Linked DNA regions of Homo sapiens: region 2 is linked to region 1. Evidence: chromatin contacts called from ENCODE Hi-C or POLR2A ChIA-PET data. All regions are on one chromosome and are shown on one strand. Each heading gives the region's core, a stretch centred on a gene start or an enhancer-like site at or near the end of the contact. The rest is flanking DNA. Distances are from core to core; before and after follow the strand shown. Region 1 overlaps NR1D2 (nuclear receptor subfamily 1 group D member 2). Region 2 holds the start of LINC00692 (long intergenic non-protein coding RNA 692).

What was found. A loop is a pair of places that touch in the nucleus more often than their neighbours do. ChIA-PET counts read pairs that join two places held with the same protein, here RNA polymerase II (POLR2A).
Region 2: a loop to region 1 is called in a map with no recorded cell type, with 6 times the contacts of the local background. The contact joins the promoter of LINC00692 here to the enhancer-like site in region 1. A Hi-C loop is called at or near these places in 1 of 37 single-sample maps with no recorded cell type. POLR2A ChIA-PET finds 5 or more read pairs at or near these places in 1 of 52 experiments (activated CD4-positive, alpha-beta T cell).

Annotation. Positions count from the first base shown.
Region 1 is chr3:23,957,199-23,962,882 of GRCh38, reverse strand. NR1D2 (nuclear receptor subfamily 1 group D member 2) reads right to left here. Exons shown (of 8, transcript NM_005126.5): 4 at 3,068-3,212; 5 at 278-906. Among named protein-coding and RNA genes, the nearest start is that of NR1D2, 15 kb to the right of the region's middle. Within about 2 kb of position 3,427, at least 6 of the 41 ENCODE cell types and tissues checked have a DNase peak (open chromatin) inside an H3K27ac peak, as active enhancers do.
Region 2 is chr3:25,871,543-25,877,226 of GRCh38, reverse strand. LINC00692 (long intergenic non-protein coding RNA 692) reads left to right here and starts at 3,532. Exons shown (of 8, transcript NR_034055.1): 1 at 3,532-3,586; 2 at 4,745-4,912; 3 at 5,331-5,426. LOC124909357 (a long non-coding RNA gene) reads right to left here and starts at 3,449. Exons shown (of 2, transcript XR_007095849.1): 1 at 3,224-3,449.

The DNA of each region.
Region 1 (5,684 bases), core at 2,178-4,677:
AGGACCAATTCTGCATGAATCATATTTTACATAAAATCCTAATCCCAATCTCAGATCAATCAAATCACATGCTTGTACCTAGCTGGGTGTGAAATTAGGTCATTCATCAGAAGATGTTTATTAAAATTATTTGACCTAAAATACTGTACAAAATTAAGTCTGTAAATTTCTTAGGTTTCCTGACACCATCCCCCCAAGTTAGCATATCTCCCGAATAAAAGAAAATTTTCAAAGCTTTCCCTGATACAATGTAAGCAAAAAATCGATTTCACTATACCAGATGCATTCTTCCTCCAGTGTTGCACAGGTAACTATTCTTGTTCTCATTCTGAGAAAATCCATCTATCGGAACTCTATCACATACTCTTTGAGTATAAGCATTGGAGAAGTTCATACAATGTCCATTTGCAATACAAATGGCATGACCATTTGGGTAATGCATTATATTCCTCCCTTTGAACTGTCCATTGAGATGCTGCTGGCTCTCACTACAGGGAAAATGGCTGCTAAGCCCATTGCCGCAATGATCATGATTTAAATTATATTGCTCCATGTTCTTGGGAATCCGTTCTCCTCTCTGGGGCTGCATGCTCTCAGCTGAGTTTTCTTGCTGCTCTTGATTATACATAAAGGTATCCTTGTGAGCTCTGGTCACCATGCCAATCACTTCTTCCTTTGCAAAATCAGAAGATGGAGGAGAAGAGCTTTTGATGTTTTCTTGCTCCAGTTGGGGCTTGGGTCGCAGCTGTTCCTGGGCTGGCAAGGCTGTCTGTTCATGATGTTCTACTAATGTGTCATTTTGCAAGTGACCACTGAACTGGCTGTTCATCATGGTCTTCATTGCACTTTGCATTTCAATTAGCATCCTCTGTTTTTCACGCTTAGGAATACGACCAAACCGAACAGCTATTGAAGAAAAAGATATTTAACGTCTATATTCTAAATAAGACCTGTTTTGTATAAAAGAATAACACAAAATTATCCAACAGTTATGGCCTCTAGTCATACATATAAAGAATGAGTCTACATGTCTCTGGTCCACATTTTTCTAAACTTGCTGGTCTTGATGCACCAAAGGAAGTAGGAGAGGGAGAGAAAATTTTCTATTTTCCCCCCACAACAAAGTTAAGGACATCTACCTCCTAGGTATTTTATAAGCAAAGTCTAAGAAAAGAAATAGGAAATTCGGATGGGTGCAGTAGCTCATGCTTCTAATCACAGCACTTTGGGAGGCTGAGGCAGGTGGACCACCTGAGGTCAGGAATTCGAAACCAGACTAGCCAATATGGTGAAACCCCGTCTCTACTAAAAAAACAAAAACTAGCCAGGTGTGATGGCGGGCGCCTGTAGTCCCAGCTATTCTGGAGACTGAGGCAGGAGAATCGCTTGAACCCAGGAGGCAGAGGTTGCAGTGCGTCGAGATGGTGCCAATGCACTCCAGCCTAGGTGACAGAGCAATACTCCATCTTAAAAAAAAAAAAAAAAAAAAAAAAGAAAGAAAAAGAAAAAAGAAATATGAAATTAGCTAATGAAAACCAGTTTGAAGCAGACCAGTATTACTACACAGCTCCTTACTAACAAAGCTGAGGACTGTTCCCAGCAAGGCATGTGTGATTCAGCTACACACATCCATTACCATTAATGGAATCTGGTAGGTGAAATCATTCCCTGAACACCTGGCCCTTGTCAATTCATTTTTGTAACTTTGCTCTCAAGATCTAACTATGAAATTATCTGCTGTCTTCTTTTCCAGCCTCTTTAAAAAAAAAATCCTTAAAAAAAATTCCACAATCAGTAGAAATGCACTTACTGAAAAATAAACTTGGTAGATTTTAATTAAAACCAGTGAAATAAGTAAAAATGAGATAAGTCATCCTCTATTCTTTTAGAAGCTAGTCTTAGAAGGTGTCTTGTCTCCAATAATCCTATCCATGAGAGAAAGAAAAGCTTCTTTCACAGTCTAGTATTTACACAGAGATAATAAAAATTCAGTATACTTGCCCAGAAAGCCTCGTTAATCTAATTGTAGCCTCTAACATTATTGCTACCAAAAACAAACAACTTAATCATGTTTGATACTTTATCTCTACTCCTCCCTTCACAAATGATTGTCAGTTTTATTCTTTCAGGGCAATCACAATATCCATCAACTATTTTTATAGCATTAGTACTTTTAGCACTATAAAAAAAATTTCAGGGAATTGAAAAAACAAAACATCAATTGCTGAAATCTGTTACTCAAAAAACTCCTGGCCACGCCTGATGGCTCACACCTGTAATCCCAGCGCTTTGGGAGGCCGAGGCAGGTGGATCACTTGAGGTCAGGAGTTCGAGACCAGCCTGGTCAACATGGTGAAACCCCCATCTCTACTAAAAATACAAAAATTAGCCAGGTGTGGTGGCGGGCACCTGTAATCCCAGCTACTCAGGAAGCTGAGGCAGGAGAATCACTTGAACCTGGGAGATAGAGGCTACATTGAGACAGAGTGTCACCGTGTCACCCAGGTTAGAGTGCAGTGGCACGATCTCAACTCAGTGCAACCTCCACCTCCTGGGTTCACGCTATTCTCCTGCCTTAGCCTCCCGAGTAACTGGGATTACAGGTGCATGCCACCACGCTCAGCTAATTTTTTTTTGCATTTTTAGTAGATATGGGGTTTCACCATGGCTGGTCTGGAACTCCTGACCTAAAGTGACCCACACACCTCAGCCTCCCAAAGTGTTGGGATTACGGGCGTGAGCCACCATGCCCGGCCATATAAAAAATGTTTTTAAACTCCATTGGTTTTAGGAAAAAATAAAAAGTAATCAAATTGCACAGAAAAAAAATGGCTCTTTTTAGAAGAAGCAACAACAACAGAAGTTTAGCCAAAAACTGTTTCTGGGATGATAATGCTAAAATACGACTTTAATCAATTTGGTGTCCTGTAAAGCATGAAAATATGTTTTCTGCTTCACCTTAAATACAAGAGGGTCCTTGGTAACCGGTTTATAGCTCTGGTTCATGATGAGGAATAAAAGCCAAGCTCCATACACTTTAGGAACACTCTTTAAACTGGGAACATACCATCTCTTGACATTCCAACAGACAGACACTTTTTGAAGCGACATTGCTGACATCTGTTCCTATTCATTCTCATTATAGAACAGTTTTCATTCTTCAGGCACTTCTTGTACTGGATGTTTTGTTGAATACTTCTCCGAAAGAAACCCTAAGAACAAAGGAAGATTTACTTACCCATTTAAAAACACCCAAATGAACTTCTTATAAACACTGCTCCCATACCTATCTAGTGTATATGACGAACTACAGTCCCAGTATATGACTCACTATCTGGGAAACACTATGTCTTAGGACAGAGGGAAATACAATGTTGACACACAGAATTTAATTTCGATTCTTATTGGTATGAGTAAGCACCTAACACCTACTAACCAAACAAAATTCTTCTTCCCTTCAGAGATTCTTTGTCCTTACCCAAAACACCCCTTGCAACAACCACACTACCCTGTTACCAGACCCTGCCTGCAGTCACATTTTCCATCTCATACTTTTATTCACTACAAATTCCAAAACTCTTGAAGTATGAATGACTGATTCTTTTTTTTTTTTTTTTTTGAGATAGGATCTCGTTCTGTTGCCCAGGCTAGAGTGCAGTGGCATGATCACAGCTCACTGCAGCCCTGACCTCCCTGGCTCAATTTTCCAACCACAGCCTCACAAACAGCTGGGACTACAGGCATGCGCCACCACACCCAGCTAATTTTTGTATTTTTTGTAGAAATGAGGTTTTGCCATGTTGCCTAGGCTGGTCTTGAACTCCAGGGCTCAAGTGATCTGCCAGCCTTGGCCTCCCGAAGTGTTAGACTTACAGGGTGTAAGCCACCACCACTCCGGACCTGATTTTTTGTTTGTTTGTTTGCTTGCTTTCTTGAGACAGACTCTTGCTCTGTAGCCCGGGCTGGAGTGCAGTGGTGCGATCTCAGCTCACTGCAACCTCCACCTCCCAGATTCAAGGGATTCTCCTGCCTCAGCCTCCCCAGTAGCTGGGATTACAGGCACGTGCCACCATACCTGGCTAATTTTTTGTATTTTTAGTAGAGACAGGGTTTCACCATGTTGGCCAGGCTGGTTTTGAACTCCTGACCTCAACTGATCCGCCCACCTTGGCCTCCCAAAGTGCTAGGATTACAGGCACGAGCCACCATGTCCAGGCTTTTTTTTTTTTTTTTTTTTTTTAAAGAGACAGGGTCTTGCTCTGTCACCCAGGCTGGAGTACAATGACGTAATAATAGCTCACCGCAACTTCGAACTCCCGGGCTCAAGCAATCCTTCTGCCTCAGCCTCCCAAGAGCTGGGACTACAGACATGTGCTACCACATCCAGCTTTTTTATTTTTTGTAGAGGTAGGGTCTCCCTATGTTGCCCAGGTGGGTCTCACACTCCACCTCAAGCAATCCTACAGCTTCAGCCTCCCAAAGAGCTAGAATTACAGGCCTGAGCCACTGCACCCAGCCTAAATGACTACTTCTTAAAAAGTGGACTGAGAAATATGTTTGATAGCTATAATCCCCTCACTAGATTGTGGATTACATTAACAGAAGTTGGTCTTTCCAGGATCATTACCTGCTGACAATGGCAAGGCCTACTTATACATGACAGAAATCACTGACTACGTGCCAGCAACAGGTAAGTGTTACACCACACACCAACAGAGTAGCTAACTATCCAAGGAAAGACAGTTCCCAACTAGATGGCTACAAACAGCTGCCTTTACTCCACACACAAACAATTCCAGTACATGTTCTGTGATAGGTCTCCAAAGATCTCCAGTTTCATGGTACCAGGGAGGACAGAAAACTCAAGAATGCAATTACTGAAATTATTTTAAACTGCATTTTCCTTTTATATGACAACTAAACACATTTCCCGAATCTATACTAAGTAGTCATGGGACACAACATTTTTATATTTTATTATTGTGATACTATACACTTGACTTAGATACTACAAGAGCTGAACTAGACATTTTAAGAGTACTGCACAGATGTGTATTTATCAAGAATATGCAATCAGCTCATTCAGTTTGTGCTTTTATTTTCTAGCTATAAAGTAAGAATAATGCCTTCCCCAATATTACTTCACTTTTTTTTTTTTTGAGACGGAATCTGGCTCTGTCGCCCAGGCTTGGAGTGCAGTGGTGCAATCTCAGCTCACTGCAAGCTCCGCCTCCCGGGTTCACGCCATTCTCCTGCCTCAGCCTCCCGAGTAGCTGGGACTACAGGCGCCCACCACTACGTCCGGCTAATTTTTTTTTTTTTGTATTTTTAGTAGAGACAGGGTTTCACTATGTTAGCCAGGATGGTCTCGATCTCCTGACCTCGTGATCCGCCCGCCTCGGCCTCCCAAAGTGCTGGGATTACAGGCGTGAGCCACCGCACCTGGCCTATTACTTCACATTTTTGTAAAAAAAAAAAAAAAAAAAAAAAAAGATATATAGAGAAGGAGAATCTTTTTTAAACAATGAAAAAAATGCTACATCTATAAAAAATACTGACTTGTCTTACAAAGTTACCCGGCCATTAAAAGTTAGCAAACTTGGCAGGGCGCGTGGCTCACGCCTGTAATCCCAGCACTTTGCGAAGCCGAGGCGGGCAGATCACCTGAGGTTAGGAGTTCAAGA
Region 2 (5,684 bases), core at 2,283-4,782, 1.9 Mb before region 1:
CTCTGTGACTGATTCTGCAATAGCCCAATTATCACTGAGGGACAAGAGCAAGAAAGCACCAGTATGAGACATGGTCCTGGATCAAAGGCCAGGTGGTCAGGCAGGAGGCAGGTGGGTGCAACCTCAAAACTGCTAAACGGGGATAAATTATACAGAGAAAGAGACAATCTTCAATATACGATGAGCCAGAAAACCCTTAAAACCAAGACACATAAATGAAATTACAGTTAAGACAGTCTATGAATCAGATTATGGATTTATGCCAAAAAAGTTAATACCCTCAAGAAGATAAAGAAATAACACTCATAAAATAAATAAGAGGTCTAAATCCAAAGCAGTCAGTAATAAAGAACAGATAATGATAAATACATATTAGTAAAATTAAACTTATAAACATTAAAGTTTTTAAAAAGATAGACAAAATAAAGTGCTAGTCCAGCCCAAAGAGAAAAATAATTAATAAATTGGAAGGCAGTCTAAGGAATTCACTCAGAATGTAGCACAGAAATAAAGGGATTTTAAGATATCTGTGTCTATATGGATAGAGAGAGAGAAACAGAGACAGAGACAAAGACAGATAGAGAGGCTCAAACAATAGCAAAAATAGTGCCATATAAATAGAATCAAAGATATGATGGGGAAATAATATTCTTGAAGATAACTACTCAGATTAGTACAAAGACTTGAAAAGTCACTATCTAGTAAAACTGAAGATGTGACTTCCCTAATCAAGCAATTCCATAATTGATAAGAATATGAATAAGAATATGCCAATAATTTTTAAAGTTAGATAAAATGAATAATTTTCTGGAAAAGCATAAAAACACAAAAATTGGCTCAATAAAAATGGAATTCCCAAATAAACCTAGAAAAACTGATTAATTTTTTTCAATATCTACCAAAAGAACACCCTAACCTCCCACAATTTTATAGGTACATTTTATCCCATATTCAAGAAATAAGATAATGTCTCATATATGAAAAAACAAGTTCATATAAAGACATTACTAATCTTTAGTAATTAAAACAGTGTGATGTTGATGCACAAATGGAAAAAATGTACCAATGAAATAGAAAACTCAGAAACAGATATATCTATGTATCATATGGTATATTGCAAAGATGCCCTATAAATTAGTAGGGAAATGTACCCTTATGGCCTACTGAATAATACAGATGCTCTCATTTAAGCCATTCAAAGTCATCACCAAATGGCTCAAACTTATCTCTGTAATCTTACAGCCCATTACTTCCCCCACTATATATCACATGTGCTGTTAAAACTCATCTAATCATTATTTCCCTAAAAAAGCTGTGAGGGCCTGCCTCTGTTACTTTTATCCCAGCTGGATTTTCCACTTAGAATGCCCTTTTAACTCCCCAGTACCCCCTGGCACATTAAAGCCTATTTCTCAAGGCACAAATCCAAGAGCACATAACAAAAAATACACTTCTCAATAACAAACATCACACAGGGATTGTATGCTGGCTATTTGGGTGAGTGTGTTATCTCTTCTATTGAGCTGAAAATCATTGAGGGCAAGGATTGTCAATCTATTAACGATGTCCCTTACCCACATAGTCACACACACCTACAGTGGCCTAAGACATGATAAATGATTAATAAAAAACTTTCAGATTGAATTTAGGAGTTGAAATAACGTCAAGAAAACTGTTACCCACAACTTGAAATGTTTCCAATTTTCCAAAATTGGAAAAGATATATTCTACACGATTTTCAGTTCCTAGGAAAAATAATCTAGTCTCCTATTACCAATTACCAATGCATTTTAACTATCATCGCTTGCCAAAATTAGAGACCCATGAGTGATCGATACAGGTTAGGGATTCTTATCATTTAATCCAATTATGTTCCATTTGTATCAGTTATTTTCAGTCCATTAAAACACTTATTCAAACTCTTGGGTTTTCCCCTATCTTCCTTTTTAAAAGTATTTCCTTCAATATGTTAAATGAATAGAAGAGGCTTTTGCTGAATCCCTGCAAAAACATACTAAATGACTGAGACTAGAGCAAATATACCTCCTGAATTAAAGTACAGAAATAGCCTTCAGAGAGAATAATAGCCTAATAATATAGGAGATGTTGAAGACTGAAAACACTAAGTCTTAGGGCTCTTATACGAAAGGCATGTGGCAGGGAATCTTTGTTTTTCACCGTGAAGGGGAAAAATTCAGATTTTAGGCATAAATATACCTCCATCCTGATGGGAAGGAGACACCAATGGGAGCAAGTTAATAAAATTAAAACCTAAAAAGGACTGGGTAGAAGTGGGGTCAAGATAGGAAAGCCAAACATTCAGGTTTCCTCTGCATTCGCATCAATTATCTGTACGTCAAGTGGTAAAGGCAGCAGCTACGGAAGCTAAGCTAACAGTTATTGCCGGGCGCGGTGGCTCATGCCTGTAATCCCAGCACTTTGGGAGGCCGAGGCGGGCACATCATGAGGTCAGGAGATCGAGACCATCCTGTGAATGGTGAAACTCCGTCTCTACTAAAAATACAAAAAATTAGCCAGGCGTGGTGGCGGGCACCCGTAGTCCCAGCTACTCAGGAGGCTGAGGTGGGAGAATGACGTGAACCCGGGAGCAGAGTTTGCAGTGAGCCAAGATTGCACCACTGCACTCCAGCCTGGGAGACAGAGCGAGACTCCTCTCAAAAAAAAAAAAAAAAAAAAAAACAGTTATTAGAGGTAGTTCAAAGGCCTGGAGGCCAAACTTTGAAAGCAGAGGTGATGAAAGTCTTGGGTACCAGGGATCAAGAGCAAGTCAAGCATCTGAAACACAAAAAGGTCAACGCAGAGGTAAAGAGGACAACAGGATTTCAGTGGCCAAAGTACACATGAATACAGAATTGTGAATGTCATATGGAGCAAAACACTGGCAACAAGAATAAGAATGCAAGAATGTCTGATTTGTGAAAGAATCATGATATGTTATGAAAATTGATACTTTCTGATTTCTTCTATACATCTTACTAATTATAAATTATTCTGAGTTGACCAGTAAATGCAGAAAGTATTTAAACCAGCCAGAGCCCAGGAGTGTTCTGGATACAGGTGAGCTCTGTTGGCATCTGGAACAGAAGAACTGGATGTGGCAGATTGCACCTTCCAAAGATGATCACCATAGTATCTCCTATCTAATACGCTGTTCCGCAATATGACTTTGACATTTCCTCATCAAGAAGTGGAGTCTTATTACCTTACTCTGGGCTTGGCTTTACTGGCTTGTTGAACCAGCAGAATATGACAGAAGTGACACTCCAACCTCTGAAAAGACTGTAAAAACACCTTGCAATTTCTACCTGAGCCTCTTAAAAGGATCACTCTTGGGATGCTGTCTCTGAGGACTGTGGCCATATGAAAGGTCTCAGCCACATGAAAAGGTTATTGGTTGGTGTTCAGGCATGTAGCTCCAGCAGAACTCCTAGGAAACAGTCATCATCAACTGCCAGCCATGCCACATTCCAACTCAACTGAACCTTTAGACGAATGTAGCCCTAGCCTCTATTTGACTTCAACTACAAGAGAGATGCCAAGCTGAGACCAGTTAAGCCACAGAACTGTGAGATATAAAAATAAATTGTTATTTTAAGCCATGTGTTTCAAGGCGGCTTGCTATGTAGCAATAGATAATCAGTACCTAGGGTTACAGGGATGATTTTTTAAATTATCTCTATCTATGGCTAGTAATACTGGGGCCATGACACTTACAGTTATCAACTCCAGCAGACTCAGAAATTCACTCAGCTCCCCTACTCCACCCTTTTTGGTTCTCCAATAAAATGTTTGGTGATGGATGGCTCTGGAAGTTAAATGAGACTTGGTATTACCTGGGAAATTTTGATTTGCAGCAACTCCACAATGACTATTATTGCACATAACTGAGATGTGACTAGAGCCTGGAACAACTGAAAACGCAGAAAAGTCTGTATTATAAGACCAGGGTGGAGAGCAAGTACTGAAGATAACTGAGTGATCACTAAAATACATCAGAGAATCCACACTCTCGTGATAAGTGGCATTTGAAGGGAGAAATTTTCCAGAGAGATAAATGAGACCTTTCTCAATTAATATCAGTACTTGTGTTGCTTGTTATATTGTTGCATTTCCTCCTGAAATATTACAGGCACCAGGCTATTTCACTTACCTCCAAACCTTCAATTGTTTAGTCTCTGTTAATGCAAGGTCATAATGCAGAACACAGATCCTCAGTTTACAGTCAATCCTCAATTATTCAAGGCTTATGGAGTTACAGCGCAGTCCAGTAGATCTCTGCTTAAATATTGGTTTCATTGACATTTGGACACATCTGGAAATTCAGTCTGCTTAATTTTGATTTTGCTGACATCACAACTCAGTTATTTGAACTCTAAATACCTAATCACCTCTAGTGCAAGTTTGAGCTAGATGGACGGCAGGAGAGAAGTAAACATTTATAGATTGTCTTTTGCATTTTACATACATTATCTAATTTAGTCCCCACAGCAATTCAATGAGATATTACTATCCTTATTTCATAGAAAATGAAACTCAGGCTCAGAAAGTTCAACTTAAGTTTGCTTCCTTCCCCATTTTGTTGCTTAACAATATAATTAAGAGAATAGACTCTAGAATCAAACAGACTGGAATTATCTTTTTATCATAATATGTTTTTATTAAAATGAGTTTTTAAATGTATAGTTTATCTGTTTTTATATCTGGCAGTTTCTCTATGATTTAGCTTTCAGAAAAGTCATATTGTTCTCAAATGACCTAGCTTTTACCTTCGTTAACTCAAACCTGCACCCATCTGAAGTGAAACCAGCAACCATTTAACAGCAAACAGTAGCAGCAGCATGCACCAAAAGAGAATGGAAAGTGAAAAGAACACAACAGATCATTTTAAAAGGTACATGCCCTAGAATTTTTTGACAATGTTTGAGCGTGGTTCTCAAAACTACAATTCTATAAGTCAGTGAATGCTGAGTTTTATTTGGAAAGCATGGTCCCACCTTGTATAAAGAGAAAAAGCAGCCCTAGAATAACAGTACCAATTGTAAAGGGCTATTTCATGGCATCAATTAAAGCATGCATGCCATCGGTATAGTCTTTTGCCAAACATGGACCTTCAGTGTGGATACACGAATCTCTGCCAACTTAGCTTCATATTTTACATGAAATATGGATACAACACAGGATAGAAATATAAATGGTCTGCAGTGTGACTTGAAATTTCTGCCTATTAAAGAACTGTGTGTTGGTGACTTATCCATTAACTAAGGGACTTTAACTCCAGGCAAGTTGTTCTAATTCTCTTTTCTTTTCAGTAGTGTGTCAATTGCCTGGTTCTCCACTGACAGCTAAAATTAAACAAAAAAGTGAATTCCGTTCTACAGTGTGACCATCTTATGGGAACACTAGAGGTAAATTTTTTAAAAGTCTGCAATCTCTAATATAATGAAAGCATAAAAGTATTTGCAGGCATCATGTAAGATGCAACAATAGAATGTGGACTGCACTAAATCAGAGAGCACATAGACCATGCTGAAGATTAAGTAATGACTGTACACAAATTAACTTCAGCAGTAATCTTTGAGGAATACATTTCACTGCAGTAATATTAATCTAAAATTAATACATTTCACTGCCTGCATAGGCAGGCAGGAGGGAAAGCAACAAAT